Regions from separate parts of the Homo sapiens genome. Here region 2 is linked to region 1. A link is a contact called in ENCODE POLR2A ChIA-PET data. All regions are on one chromosome and are shown on one strand. Each heading gives the region's core, a stretch centred on a gene start or an enhancer-like site at or near the end of the contact. The rest is flanking DNA. Distances are from core to core; before and after follow the strand shown. Region 1 holds the start of PSMG4 (proteasome assembly chaperone 4). Region 2 has its middle 18 kb from the start of SLC22A23.

Region 1 (7,027 bases), core at 3,184-5,683:
TTATGAGCTGTAACAATTATCTGGAAGGTGTGCAGATTTGTTCTCGGGGTTTGTGAGGCTGGGAACCCAACGATGGAAGTAAATAATTCCAGTAGGCGTAGCTTTAAGAGGTGTAACACTGATTGTGAAGGCCTACAGCTTTGTTCCTTCAAGCTGCGAAACCACTAAACTCAACAGAAAGAAGCTGTGGGATGCGCCTGGACACCAGAAAAAACAAACTCCCCCTGTGCCTCTTTTAAAAACTGTAATGCTCACCTGTAGGGTCTGGCTGAATGCTTGGGGTCAGAGCAACAAGACACCAATTCTGGACACAGTGGGACCTTAGAAAACACTTTAACTCAGGGTGAACATGAGATGCTGGAGGGTGACTCCGACCTTGTAAGTGAATGATCTCTGAGCTGGTGCTTCAGCCATTCTCTCACTGGGTGTCAGCTGTTGGGTGTTGCAGAGCATGTGATGTGGCTGTGGATCCCATGGACCTAGCGCACTCCCATGTGGGAGCGCTGGGATAATGGCGCTTTCTGATTCTCTGGACAGGAACAAACACACTTGGAATATGCTTCTATTCCTAAGAAGTTGGCTGCATAGGAGCACAACATCACCAGCTTACCACGTATTGGTCATTCTCTTTGAGGAGCAGGGCCATACTGACGGCTTACATGTGCGCTCTGGTGGAAGTAGGATGTTTGGTGGCAGCAGGAGCAAAATCAACTCTGGTAAGCCTTCCATGCTGTTGGGTTCTGTGTTACCACGGCTGTCTTACGGGTCTATCGGTGCCCATCCTGGGAGAGTGGTGGATGAGGCTAACGGCAACTGGTGGAGTCATTCTATGTAGTTGCTTAATTTTTCCTGTGGTGGATGATGTTTGTTGAGTGATAACATGACAAGGATTTTCACACTTCGTGGACACTCCAGCCACATGCCCCTTCTCAGACCACCACCTCTTTTATCTTCCCGTCTTTCTCCCCAAAGGTACCTAAACTGCCTGGCCAGGTCATTCCCCACTGCCCATGAGTCTGTATAGACTCCAACCTTGGGCTGCTGTTCTGTTTACATGAGATGGTTACCCAGACCCACTGCCTGAGTGAGGCAGAAGTGCAGCTGTCATCTATTTGTAGCTTGCGCCCACAGACAAACGAGTCCGAGAGCCTTAAGTGATTTGTATGAGATCCCTCCTATGGCCAAAAGCAGGAACTGAAGAAGGGGTATTGGTAAAACAGGTGGCAGTGGGCAAATGCACCAATGTGATATTCTGTGGAATGTCCAGAGAGTCCCAATCTTTTCAGACAGGGCAGAGATTAGAATTGTGGGCAAAACTGTAAATGAATGTCGTCCATCTCACGTGAATGCAAATTGTTTTGTCTTCCTCTTTCCTGATTGGGATAGAAAACACATTTGCTGCATCCTTGGTCACGTACCATGTACCTATGGCATTATCACACCACTCTAGCAAAGATTCCACATCTGCTATGGCAGCCACAATGGGGATTGCTTCTTGGTTGGGTTTATAGAAGTCAATTGCCATCTTCCAGGACTTGACTGAATTAAATAGCAATATGAAGTCTACCACCACTGCATCCTTTGGCTCCTGAAGGGTGGCACAAATTTTCACCATCCTCCCCAGGATGGAATACTGTTTTTGACATGCTTGCTTGGCTGGGGGAAGGGCAATAATTCTAGAAGCTTCCACTTGGTTTTCTCCACTATGATAGCTCCTACCCTATAGGGCACAGATCCAATGTGGGTGCTGGGCTAATTTCTAGGTATATATATCCCAGTTATACATTTGAGGACCAGGGAAATGACCCCTGATGGGTCCACAGACCCAGTGGACCTTTGGCGAGGACTCCCTTTATTTTCTGTTCCTGTATGGATGGTTCCCCACTCGAGAAGGACTGTGATGACACTTCAGTTTCCCCAGATCTCAATTCCAGCTCTAACCCTTCAAATGTTGCATCTTCCTCCTCCTGTGATGTGTGGCCAGCCACTCGGTCATTTGGGGAACGGCTGGGGCGATTGTTACGGCACATGGTGGTGCCGGGGACCTGGTCACCTCTCCAGTTGTTGGGTTCCAGGCCCAGGCATCATAATGTTTTTGGGGGGTGACAACATTCAGCCGCCTGACCATCCATTCTTGATTTCTTTTGATAGTGTAAGGTGAATACCGCCCTTGCAGTAGGCAGGGTGGGCTGACTCCCTGGGCACTCTGGAGCCAAAATGGCCCATCAGAGTTGTGAGTTGTTCTGCACTGGGGCAAACTGGCCTGGCTTTCATAGTCTGCCTCCATCAGTTATTGTATGTGGGCTGCCACGGGGAGGGTGTGCAGACTCTAGAGGAGGCCGTGGCAGAAGGTAGGATTTGTAGCAGTTGGGACAAGTTTTTTTTGAAGTGGACCTAGGTGGCACATGCAGGCTCTTTGGAGACGCATCACAGATAATGAGGGGGGTTCCTGAGGACGTGAAAGGACAGGGTCAGAGCACAGGTGGATGGATTGACCTTCTGTACAAGGAGGGACATCTTTATCTTTCACTGTCACAGAGTGAGCAGAAGGAAAGATAGGGTCCAATGAAGATAAGCATTTTAGGAGAGGGACAAGGAGCTGGGAAAATCTGGCTTTGTCACCTCTATTTTCTGCATAACATCAGAAGCAAGGGCATCTGCTGAACTTGGGTTTGGGTCAGCTCAGGGTTTGGGGAGCATAGTCAAGGGGAGTGAGAGAGGACGCTGTCTAGGGACTGCAGGGCAGTGTTCCAGGGCCGCTGATGTTGGGCATGACTGGCTGTGACCCTCTGCCTGTGTGTTTCCCGAGCAGTGACAGCAAAGCTGGAGAGAGAGAGGAGCATTGAGGTTTTGAGACATGTATAACCAGTGAAACCATCATTACAATCCAGATTGAGAAATTTGCCATGCCAGCCAGGCCTTGAACTCTCCACCGGTCGGTAACTTTGTTTCCTTAATCTTTGGGTCCTCCTAGCTGATTGAAGGGCCTCAAATCACAAAGTAAAGGGATAAAACAATTATGGTGTAGCCATACAATGGAACACTGCTTAGTAATACAAAGACACAAGCCATTGACACACAAGCAGATGAACCCAAGATAATTATGATGAAGGAAAGAAGCTGGACAAAAAACAGTACATACTGTGTGATTCCACTGATACAAAACTCTGGAAAATGCAGACTAATCTGTGTGGCAGGAAGCAGATCAGTGGTTGGGGGCAGGAGTCATTACTGAGGGCAGGAGGGAGTACTGGACGCGTTCACTTTGTGGATTGTGATGATGATTTCACTGGCTATAACGTGTCAAGACTTCAATTTGTACACTATATATGTGCAGTTATTGTATGTTAATCACATTTTAATAAAGCTGTTAAAATATTGACCTGAAAATTAACTGTATTATTGAATCATCGATAATTAGCAAATAGAACTATGGAAAATGCCCTCTTAAATTTCAATTTAGTCAACTTAGATCTATTAGAGATTTTTAAAGCAGACCTTTTATAGTTCCAAGTTAAATCTCTAAAGTCAGTTGTAACAGAATCTGACAAAATGGGCTGTTTTCTTTTACCACCTTCTCTCTTAACCCATCAAGGCTTCCTTTTCTCAACTCTGTAATGTCCTGAAGTGTTCAAGGGGTCTCCCCATAGGTATGACAATGGGATGATTGGATGATTGTTGGTGCTTCCCATTAATCTCTCTTGAGATCCTTTCCACGTCTCCGAAAGGCACCTGTTCTTATTTGCATTTTGCAGATGAGGAAACTGAGTCTCAGAGAGGTTAAGGGGGTAGCCCGAGGCCATGTACATGACTGCAGCTTGGGACTCGGCGTCCAAAAGGGTGCCTGCCCATCCTCCTGCCAACTTAGTTGACACAATTTTCCTTTCTAAAGGCTTTCTCCCAATACCGTTGCCATTCTTAATTAGGGCTGGGTGCCGTCGAAGCCTCCTTGGAGTTAAAGGGCTGCTAGGAGGAGGAGGTGGGACGGGAGGTGGCCGTTCTCAGAGTGCTTGAAGAACTAATTAAAAATCAGTCTTTTTAAATTTTTAATTAAATTAATGTCTGTAGGGCGAAGTGTCACGGCCTGGGAGGACGGTGCGGCTGGCTTCAGCCCTTGAATGCCCCGCGTCAGTAATAATTAGGGGGTGGGGGGAAACAAAGCGAGGGTGAGTTCTGCTGGGCGCCCGTGGACTCCTAGAGGTCACTGTCGCACTCTGCTACTCAAGTGGGTTTCCCCAGCCCGTCCAGAGAGGTACTGGTGTGCGGGAGAGGCCAGCAAGACAACCAGGGACAGCTACTCCGCCCAGGGCCGGCAGCCGCCCCGCCTCGACCACGCCCCCAACCCAAGCCCGGGATCGCCCCTCCCCGACCACGCCCCTCACCCCCGCCCTTCCGGGGCCGAAAGCGAAAGCGCGCTCGGTCTCTCGGTGCTCGCTCCATCGGGTCTGGCGGGGCTGGCAGCGGCGAGGACCCGGGTCTGGCGCTGTGGGCCGGGAGCCGTGGGGCGGCATGGAGGGGCTGGTTGTCGCCGCCGGCGGGGACGTCTCCCTGCACAACTTCAGCGCGAGGCTGTGGGAGCAGCTGGTCCACTTCCACGTCATGCGGCTGACGGACTCGCTGTTCCTGTGGGTGGGGGCCACGCCGCACCTGCGCAACCTCGCCGTGGCCATGTGCAGCCGCTACGTGAGTGCCTGGCGGCCGAGGGTGCGGGCGGCGGGGCGGGGGCGCGGGGGCGCCGGGCCTGCGCGAGCTGCAGCCCCCCAGGCTTCTCTTGGGTCCACAGGGCGCCCTACTCCCCCGAAGCCCACCCGTGGGATGTCTTAGGAAGCCCGCGGGCGCCAGGGCCTGCACCACCTCGGGAGCTGCGCGCGGGCCCCGGGCCCCTCTCCTTGTCCCGCCGCCCCGCAGCTGCGTCCCGCACTGGTCTCTGTAGGTCAGAATGTCTTGGGTCTGTCCTCGCCACACGCTCGCTGGGGGACGCGTCTGCCTCGTAGCTCTCCTGCCATCTGGATTTTGAGCACACTGATAATTTTTTGGGGACTCTTGCGTCTCCACTGGATGTCTCAGGCATTTCGCACTAGGCACACATCAGGCTCTCTTCTCCAAACCTGCTCCCTCCTCCGCCTGACTGGCGCTGTGATGGCAGCTCCATCTTCCTGGCTGTGCGTTCAGAGCCTCGCAGTTGTCTTTGATTCCTCTTTCTTCACACTCCACGTGCTGAGTCCCTAGGCACTGCCGCCAGTCAAAGCAGACAAAACCCAAGCCGCCCTCACCTTCACCCTGCCGCGCTGGGCCAAGCCTGGGACATTATCATTTCCCCTCCTCTCCCGCCTTTCCGGCTTTGCGTGTCGCCGCCTGGTTTCTCCTGGTTTCCTGAGGCAGCTGTAAGAAAGTGCCACAGACCGCGTGGCTTAAAACAACAGAGGTTTATTCTCAAAGATCTGTAGACAAGGTCTCTCACTGTCACCCAGGCTGGGGTACAGTGTCATTATTATAGCTCACTGTCACCTCAAACTCCTGGGCTTAAGTGATCCTCCTTCCTCAGCCTCCCGAGTAGCTAGGACTACAGACATGTGCCACCATACCTGGCTAATTGTGTTTTTTTGTAGAGATGGGGGTCTCACTATTTTGCCCAGGCTGTTCTTGAACTCCTGGCCTCAAGTGATGATCCTCCTTCCTCAGTGAGCCCGACTCTTCTCATAAGGACATCAGTAATGTTGGATTAAGGGCCCATCCTACTCCAGTATAACCTTGTCTTAAATTGTATATATATATATATTTTTTTTTTTTTTTTTTGAAGCAAAGTCTTGCTCTGTCGCCCAGGCTGGAGTGCAATGGCGTGATCTTGGCTTACTGCAACCTCCGCCTCCCAGGTTCAAGCAGTTCTGCCTCACCCTCCTGAGTAGCTGGGATTACAGGTGTGAGCCATCACGCCGGGCTAATTTTTGTAGTTTCAGTAGAGCTGAGGTTTCATTATGTTGGCCAGGCTGATCTCGAAATTCTGACCTCGTGATCCGCCTGCCTCGGCCTCCCAAAGGCAAGCAAGTCCCTTTGGAAGTAAAGAATCTTTATGCTAATCTTTATCCTAAAGTGCCGGGATTATAGGCGTTAGCCGCCGCGCCTGGTCTAAATTACATCTTATTTACATCTGCAGAGACCCTGTTTACAAACAAGGTCACATTCATAGGTACCCAGAGGTTAGGACTTCAACATATTTTTTGGGGAGACACAATTCAGGCCACAACACTGCCTTGTAACCAGGGCAACAGAATGATAGTTTTAAGACTGAAGTTGGATATTTTCATTTCTCTGCTCAAAACCTTTCACGAGGTGAACTCGGAGCACTCGAAGACTCCAGTGACCTTCGGGCTCTGTTACCTCTTAGAGCTCCTGCCTGTCCTCGAGCTGGGCAGTGCTGGCCTCCCAGCCGCATTAGCTCCCTCTCTCAGCCGTTGAGTGTTTCACGGTGAGGTTTGTCTGCTTGCCCAGGGTGAGCGTCTGTTTCTCTAGCTCCTGATGCACCGCTCTCTAAGTCCCTGTGGAATGAATGAGTGAGGCCCCCTCAGCGAGACCCTTCTGAAGCCAGTGAGGCAGTGATGACTGAGGGTGCTGGGGGCAGGAAGTCATGGGTGAGCCTCTTAGCTGTGCACAGCGGCACCTGGGAAGGCCTTGGGAAGGAGATGGCATCTGGATTCCTTTCTTGCTTTTCTTTTCCTTTTCCTTTTTTCTTTTTTTCTTTCCTGGAGGGTCCTGGCAGTGGACCTTTGAGCAGGCGGCAGCGGAAGAGGCCTGGGGGACCAGGGGTGATGGGTGGGGCTGTGTGCTCTGTGCCACCTCGCATTCTCTCTTTATCCCAAGGCATAGTGGGCAGGGCTTTGGGCACTGGTCAGATCTGGTGTCGCTGCCTTGTGCCACTTTGTGCAGTGCTGGTTTGGGCTGGTAAGTTTGGAAGAAGTAGGCTCCTCCTGTGGGTGGTTTTGGTCACCCGACCCCATGGTGGTCACAGCTCCCAGTGAGGTATATTTTC
Region 2 (7,526 bases), core at 1,143-3,642, 210 kb after region 1:
TAAATCATTCCTTGCCCATATGTCCTCTCCGTAAAGGTACGTTTTATATTTGTAGCTAGTCTCATAGGCCTAGCTTTCGAAGACGGGTAAGGTAAAAGAACCAGAAAACAAAGTCGAAATGGTGTCCCCTTCCTGTAGGCTCGCTTTTCTTTCTTTCTTTTTCTTTTTCTTTTTTTTTTGAGGCAGAGTCTCACTCTGTCGCCCAGGCTGGAGTGCAGTGGCATGGTCTCGGCTCACGGCAACCTCTGCCTCCCAGGTTCAAGCGATTCTCCTGCCTCAGCCTCCCGAGTAGCTGGGATTACAGACGCGTACCACCATGCCCGGCTAATTTTTGTATTTTTAGTAGAGACCGGGTTTCTCCATGTTGGCCAGGCTGGTCTCTAACTCCTGACCTCAGGTGATCCGCCTACCTCTGCTTCCCAAAGTGCTGGGATTACAGGCATGAGCCACCACGCCCAGCCCTCTTTTCTCCACTTTTGATTCCTTCCCTTCTTCCTTCAAAGGAGCACGCAAGGGCCAGGTCCCAGTTCCTGTCCTCAGCTCATTAGATCACAGGTTGTGAAGAGCTGGCACAGATTCAGCACACTTGGAGCCAAACACAGCTGTATCAATAGTTTGATAGGGATCTTCAGTTGCCCAGATTAATATGCTTATCAGCTGCTCAGGGAAAATCATTCAGGTGGCCCCTCTCCTTCCTCCGATGACCGAACCCCACCCCATGGTTTCTGGACTCCATCCCAAAGTCTCTAATTTTCCCCTCAAAATTGATTCTTCACTTGCTTAGGTAGTGTCTACACTGGAATTCAGCCTCACTGTTTGAAGTTGTCTGTTACTAGGAGAGTCTGTTTACATTAAGCCCAAGTGTGAACTCTCACTAATTAACGCCATTATGTAGCTTTGCAAATAACCACTTGTACTTATGGCCAGGAGAGGAACATTCTTTTTACTGGTTCCAACAACTGCCTTAAGGTCCAGTGGTGGTTAGTCACAGTAGAAGAGGGAAGGCAGCCGCTGGCTAAGGGCTGAGCTTGCTTATGTGTTGGCTAGTGCACCACAACTAGTTCTCTTCCAAGACAACGAGGAATTAATCATGGCTGCCTTTCTCAGGACTGTGAGGTTTTTGAGTGATAGCAAATAATGAAGCTAAATGGAGCCTCTAGCCATCTACTGAACCCCCCCATTTCTAGGAGAGGAAACAGGCCTAGGAAAGTGGAATCCTTTGACCTAAATTTAAGAGTTTATTAGAGGCGGCCGGGCCCGGTGGCTCACACCTGTAATCCCAGCATTTTGGGAGGCCAAGGTGGGTGGATCCCTGAGGTTGGGAGTTTGAGACCAGCCTAATCAACATGGAGAAACCCCATCTCTACTAAAAATACAAAATTAGCTGGGCATGGTGGCACATGCCTGTAATCCCAGCTACGTGAGAGGCTGAGGCAGGAGAATCACTTGAACCCAGGAGGCGGAGGTTGTGGTGAGCTGAGGTTGTGCCATTGCACTCTGGCCTGGGCAATAAGAGTGAAACTCCATCTCAAAAAAAAAAAAAAGAAAAGAAAAAGAGTTTATTCGAGGGTGATACGGTCCTAGAGCTCAATTCTTCTGGTTCCCAGCCAGTACATTCTCCATGCTGCCTCCCTGCAAACCGAATCTGTGTAGAACACCTTCGTTTCACCAGTAATGAAATGGCTGACAATAGGGTATTTTCCTGTCTTGCACAGATGATGGGTTACACGGTCATTTCCCAGCTTCATCTCTCTGGAAACAGATGGCTTAAATCTATTAAAATGGGTTTTCTCTGAGTTCTTCCATGAAACATTAAGCTCTGGGAAGGTCCAACTGTGTTTCCTTCACATTTAGCACCTAGTAAATGGTGCGAATGAAGGGTTAGCATTCAATAAATGGTGAATGAAAGAAGCAAGGAGAAACTAGCTATCCCATCAAGGACCAAATTGGCTGCCCTGTTAGTTAACCAATTAATGTAGTTAACCAGCCACTGGTGGAAGCAAGTTCCACTATGGGAAGCTCATCTTGCACTTCTATTATCTGGATGAGGTTGCTTTATTTTAAAAACATCAGTGCAATATTTAAAATTCAAAATAAAAGTATTACTCATCCAAAGTTTCTCTTTATCTCCAGATCCTTAATGATATGAGTCCTCAAAAGAGAGTCAGTAATTTTAAAAAGAATAGTCTCTCTTAGGAATTCTGCCCTGCTTGGAATTTCTACGCCTTTTTCAAAATTTCTAATTCTTTTTCTATCAATCTCTGACCTCAGCACTCAGAGTCTAGGAAGAGCTTACTCATGTCCCCCAGGGATCATTTCACAAACATCTGAGAGCTCCTCACCAACCAGACAATGCACAACACTGGCTCCCATGACTCAGCATGAATTCAGACACACACACACACACACACACACACACACACACACACGTGGGTGGTTTCTGCGGGTGCTCTGCAGGAGCTGTGTTTGGAGCGGTTTGGGATGGGCTGTGGGGCTGAGTGAAGGAAGGCGGCCCAGCTTCCAGCTCACTCTTTCCTTTCTGGTAACATAATTAAAATGCTACACTAACAAAAGTGAAAGAGCTTTGCAAAGTTAAAAATGGTGCAAATTCATTATTTGTTAAATGACACTAATAATGAATTAGTATCGTTATTATTATTATTATTATTATTATTATTATTATTATTATTATTGAGACAGAGTCTTGCTCTGTCACCCAGGCTGGAGTGCAGTGGTGCTATCTCGGCTCACTGCAACCTCCGCCTCCTGGGTTCAGGTGATTCTCCTGCCTCAGCCTCCCGAGTAGCTGGGACTACAGGCACGTGCCACCACACCCGGCTAATTTTTTGTATTTTTAGCAGAGACAGGGTTTCACTGTGTTAGCCAGGATGGTCTCGATCTCCTGATCGCGTGATCCGCCTGCCTCTGCCTCCCAAGTGCTGGGATTACAGGCATGAGCCACCACACCTGGCCGTCATTATTATTTGGCATGAAAGTGACTTCCAGTTCCAGTGACTGAATGTGGAGGGGGAGGGGAAAGGATGGCTGCTCCAGAAGGGATTGGGTGGTGGACTTATTTATTTTTTCTCTTTTTGGCAAATAAACTTGACCTGGTGATGGAGGCTTCTTTCAGCACCAGAGCCTAATGCAGATGTCTCCTCCTGGCTCTGGATTTCTGTGGGTGTTACTTGTTTATTGGTAGTTGTTTATATTTAAAACCATGTGGTAGTTTGATGGTGCCTGTAAATAGAATAAAATATTTCTGCTGCTTTTCTACCTGCTACCAAGGCATTTTTAAATGTCTCTTAAGAAAAGCAACAAGAGCCGGGTGCAGTGGCTCCCACCTGTAATTCCAACACTTTGGGAGGCTCAGACGGGTGGATCACCTGAGGTCAGGAGTTCGAGACCAGCTTGGCCAACATGGAGAAACCCCGTCTCTACTAAAAATACAAAAATTAGACAGGCATGGTGGCATGCGCCTGTAATCCCAGCTACTGGGGAGGCTGAGGCAGGAGAATCACTTGAGCTGGGGAGGCAGAGGTTGCAGTGAGCCGAGATTGTGCCACTGTACTCCAGCCTGGGCAACAAGAATGAAACTGTCTCAAGAAAAAAAAAAAAAGCAACAAAACGACAACAAAATGTGATAAAATACTATTTAGTCCAGTTAACGAGGGCAGTGCGGTCACTCACTCAGGCCCATGTACCCTGTGTGATGGCCTCTGAGCAGCAGTATGGATTCTAGACTTCCCGTCTTCTACATCCACAGGTGGAAACCCGGGGGGCACGTTCAAAAGGAAACACTTTTTTCTTTTTTCTTGAGACAGAGTCTCACTCTGTCACCCAGGCTGGAGTGCAGTGGCATGATCTTGGCTCACTGCAACCTCCGCCTCCTGGGTTCAAGCGATTCTCCTGCCTCAGCCTCCCAAGTAGCTGTGACTACGGGCACGTGCTACCACGCCCGGCTAATTTTTTTTATTTTTAGTAGAGACAGGGTTTCACTGTATTAGCCAGGATGGTCTCGATCTCCTGACCTCGTGATCCACCTGCCTCAGCCTCCCAAAGTGCTGGGATTACAGGTGTGAGCCACTGCACCCAGCCAAGGAAACACTTTTGAGCACCACTTTATTAGTTAATGCTCATAAGAGTTTTTTAAGTTGCTCATAATTTGGGGGATTGTTTTCACAGCGAGAGGAATGAAGAGTGGCTATGAAAGGTGTCATATGGTGGGATTCTCTGTGACACATCTTCATTCACATGACACAGTAGAAAACTCTGGAACGATGTGAGATAAGGGGGTCATCTACAGCCTTGTTGAATTTAGGGCAGATACTCTTTGCCTGGGGTTTGTGAAAACTGAAATTATGTATTGCTGATTATGTGCATTTGTCTGGGGAAAAGGTCTCTATCTGCCATTAGGCTTTCAAATGGGGCCAAGAGTCCTTGAAAGACTAAGAGTTCCTGAAGTGGAGACATTTTTTACATCAATTTATTAAGATGTGCTATAAAAAATACTACTTTGCTACAAAATGTTAAACATGCACAGTTTTTTAAAATGCCAATAATTTTTAAATAAATTTAATCTATTTTAGATTTAGAACTTTAAAAGATAATAAGAAATTAATTCCACGTATTAAAGTGTTCCAGAATCAGAACATTCCATTCCCTGAGTGAACATTTTTAGTATGGATGATGGCCTTACCAGTGTCTTAAAAATGTGGATTCTTCATTTATTCTTAAAAGATTCACTGAACTCATGCCATGTGCTGTGTACTATAAGATGATGGACAACCCCCCAAAGGTTAATGGGACTAATATGGAATTCACTGTCTGGTTAGCAGCTGATAACAGTGTTTCAGATCTTGATAAAATAAAGTGTCCAGCATACACAGATAACTCCTGCTCTAGATAGGGGTTCACAGCAGTCTTAGAACATGCAATCCTTAAACTCCATCCAGGTAGAGGCTTTGGAGTTATCTAGGTAACAATATGGGCAGTGGACAGAAGGGACAGAGGCAGCAGGAGCAGTTTTGTGTAGCCTACCTAGGTTTTAATATACATAGGAATGACCCGGGGCTTGTGAAAATGCAGATTCTGAAAGTCTGGGCGGGGGCCTGAGAATGTGCATTTATTTCCAAGATGCTGCTAGGTGATGCGGCTGTTGGCAAACCTCACTTTGAGTAGTGAGGGGAGGGAAGGAGTCCTACCAGGCCATTTAGGGACCTGCAAGCAGCTCAGGAGGACTCAGAAAGGGGCTCAGGTCACCTTGTTCCAGATGCCTGAAAGAATCTCTCTCTGAAATATTTTGAACATGCAGAAAAGTTCAGAGAATAATAATTGCTATACAGATTTGACAAATGTGGGTTTCTAACCACATCTGCCGCATGATTTCTTTTCTGTTTTCTTTTTTGAGTCTTGCTTTTTTAACCAGACTGGAATGCAGCGGCACGATCACGGCTCACTGCAGCCTCAACTTCCTGGGCTCAGGTGATCCTTCTACCTCAGCCTCCCAAATAGCTGGGACTACAGGCATGTGCCCATGCCCAGCTAATTTTTTGTATTGTTTGTAGAGACAGGGTTTCATCATGTTGCCTAGGCCGGTCTCAAACTACTGGGCTCAAGCGATCTGCCTGTCTTGGCCTCCCAAAGTTCTGGGATTACAGGCGTGAGCCACTGCACCCAGCCTGCTCCATGATTTCTGACACTGTGGTGGAAATTCCTTTCTACTCCTCCCTCCTCCCAGCCCCACCTGTTCTGCAGCAGAACCCCCATTCTGATACTGGTGTGTATCTCCTCTACCCATGCATAGGTGTACATAATCAACATTTAGTAATGTTTTCTATTTTATACAAATAATACTTCATACAGTTTTCTACAGCTTACACTTCACTCAGTTCCATGTTTTCAAGACTTGTCTCAGTTGATATTTGGAGATCTAGTGTATTCATTTTGAACATCTATTTCTGCATTATTTCTATGAATTTATTAAAATGTATGCATTCGTTTACTTATTGGTGAATATGTAAGTCATTTTTAATTGTTCATTCTCAAAAACAATGATTTGCAGGGATTTTTGTGTATCCGGAATACTCATTCCCTATCAGTTTCATGCATTACAAATATATTCCTCCAATCTGTGGCTCCTTTTGTCCTTGATACTGGCTTTAACTTTGTTTCTGTTGTCTTTTGTTATATAAAAATATTACATTTTCATTTTGTCAAACTTATCAATCTTTTTCTGTTGTGGCTTATGCTTCTTTTATCTTATTTAAGAAATGATAAAGATGCACTCTGTAACTCAGGATTTTGTAAACAGTAAGCATCAGTGGAGAAGAATTAATACAATACTGTGGGTGAACTTGACTGCAGTTTTCTTAACAATTTTCTTAACTATTAAGAACATTCTCAGGCCCCCGCCCAGACTTACAGAATCAGAATCCACATTTTCACAAGCCCCAGGTCATTCCTAAGTGCATTAAAACCTAGGTATAGGCCACACGAAGCTGCTTCTGCTGCCTCTGTAGCACCGTGGACCAGTTTTGCGGTAGACAATTTTCCCATTGATGGAACGGGGCTCGGGGGGCGGGAGGTGATGGTGGTTTCAGGATTAAACTGTTCCATCTCAGATCATCAGGCGTTAGATTCTCATAAGGAGCATGCAACCTGGATCCCTTGCACGCACAGTTCACGACAGGGTTTGTGCTCCTGTGAGAATCTAATGCCCCCACTGATTTCACAGGAGGCGGAGCTCAGGTGGTAATGCTCACTCACCCTCCGCCCACCTCCTGCTGTGTGGCCTGGTTCCTAACAGACCACAGACTGGAACCAGGGGTCAGACCCCTGCCCTAAAGGGCTGGCAAATTCTTCCAGTTAGAAATAGAGGCAAGTCTTGATGCGGTCCTCTTTACTTCTTAATCGTCTTCTGGTTTTAAGTGCATTGCCCACTTTGACTGGTACCCACTCACTGGGAGGTTGGAGGACTGGCTAACTCCCTTGGAATTTCTCAGGGATTCCTGATGAAAGTGAGTGGACTCACTCCCAGGTGCCCAAACACCTGCCCTCTGCTGGGCTGCCTTCCCTCTGATCTGGTACAATTATTGTGGCAATCTATGACTGTGTCAGTTTCTTTGACAGTGCCTCTTTCCCCTATTTCATGCACTTTTCATCTGCTGTATGTTGCAGATCAGATTATTATCCCCAAAGGATGTACCTGGAGCCCTTTGTGAATCCCCACATTCAGAAATGCCATCACTCCCCTAGGCATCTTCTCTTTTTCGTAACGTTCTATCACTTGTGTTAATAATTGCCTCTACTTTCACAGTCTCTTTTTCACAGAGAAACTTTAGAGAAACATTTTGGGCTTTTAATGGGAGGCATTTGTGTACTGAACTAAGTATCTGGGTGGCGGAGTCAATACAGTATAAATGTTTTTAGGTCATCTGTCTTTGAGGTGGGCTGTTCACCTCCTTGTTCCCTTGTGGACCCCACTCTTGGGGTCCTGCAGCCTGTCTTCTTTCCCTCCATCAGCA

The links. ChIA-PET counts read pairs that join two places held with the same protein, here RNA polymerase II (POLR2A).
Region 2: POLR2A ChIA-PET joins it to region 1 with 10 read pairs in MCF 10A. The contact joins the enhancer-like site here to the promoter of PSMG4 in region 1. POLR2A ChIA-PET finds 5 or more read pairs at or near these places in 3 of 52 experiments (MCF 10A, activated CD4-positive, alpha-beta T cell and endothelial cell of umbilical vein).

What each region holds. Positions count from the first base shown.
Region 1 is chr6:3,254,514-3,261,540 of GRCh38, forward strand. PSMG4 (proteasome assembly chaperone 4) reads left to right here and starts at 4,434. Exons shown (of 3, transcript NM_001128591.2): 1 at 4,434-4,683. The coding sequence starts at 4,510. RefSeq lists silencers at 4,254-4,503, 4,624-4,743, 4,794-4,893 and an enhancer at 5,014-5,143.
Region 2 is chr6:3,470,924-3,478,449 of GRCh38, forward strand. No RefSeq gene overlaps it. Among named protein-coding and RNA genes, the nearest start is that of SLC22A23, 18 kb to the left of the region's middle. RefSeq lists a cis regulatory region at 2,121-2,601 and an enhancer at 2,212-2,506. Within about 2 kb of position 2,393, at least 3 of the 41 ENCODE cell types and tissues checked have a DNase peak (open chromatin) inside an H3K27ac peak, as active enhancers do.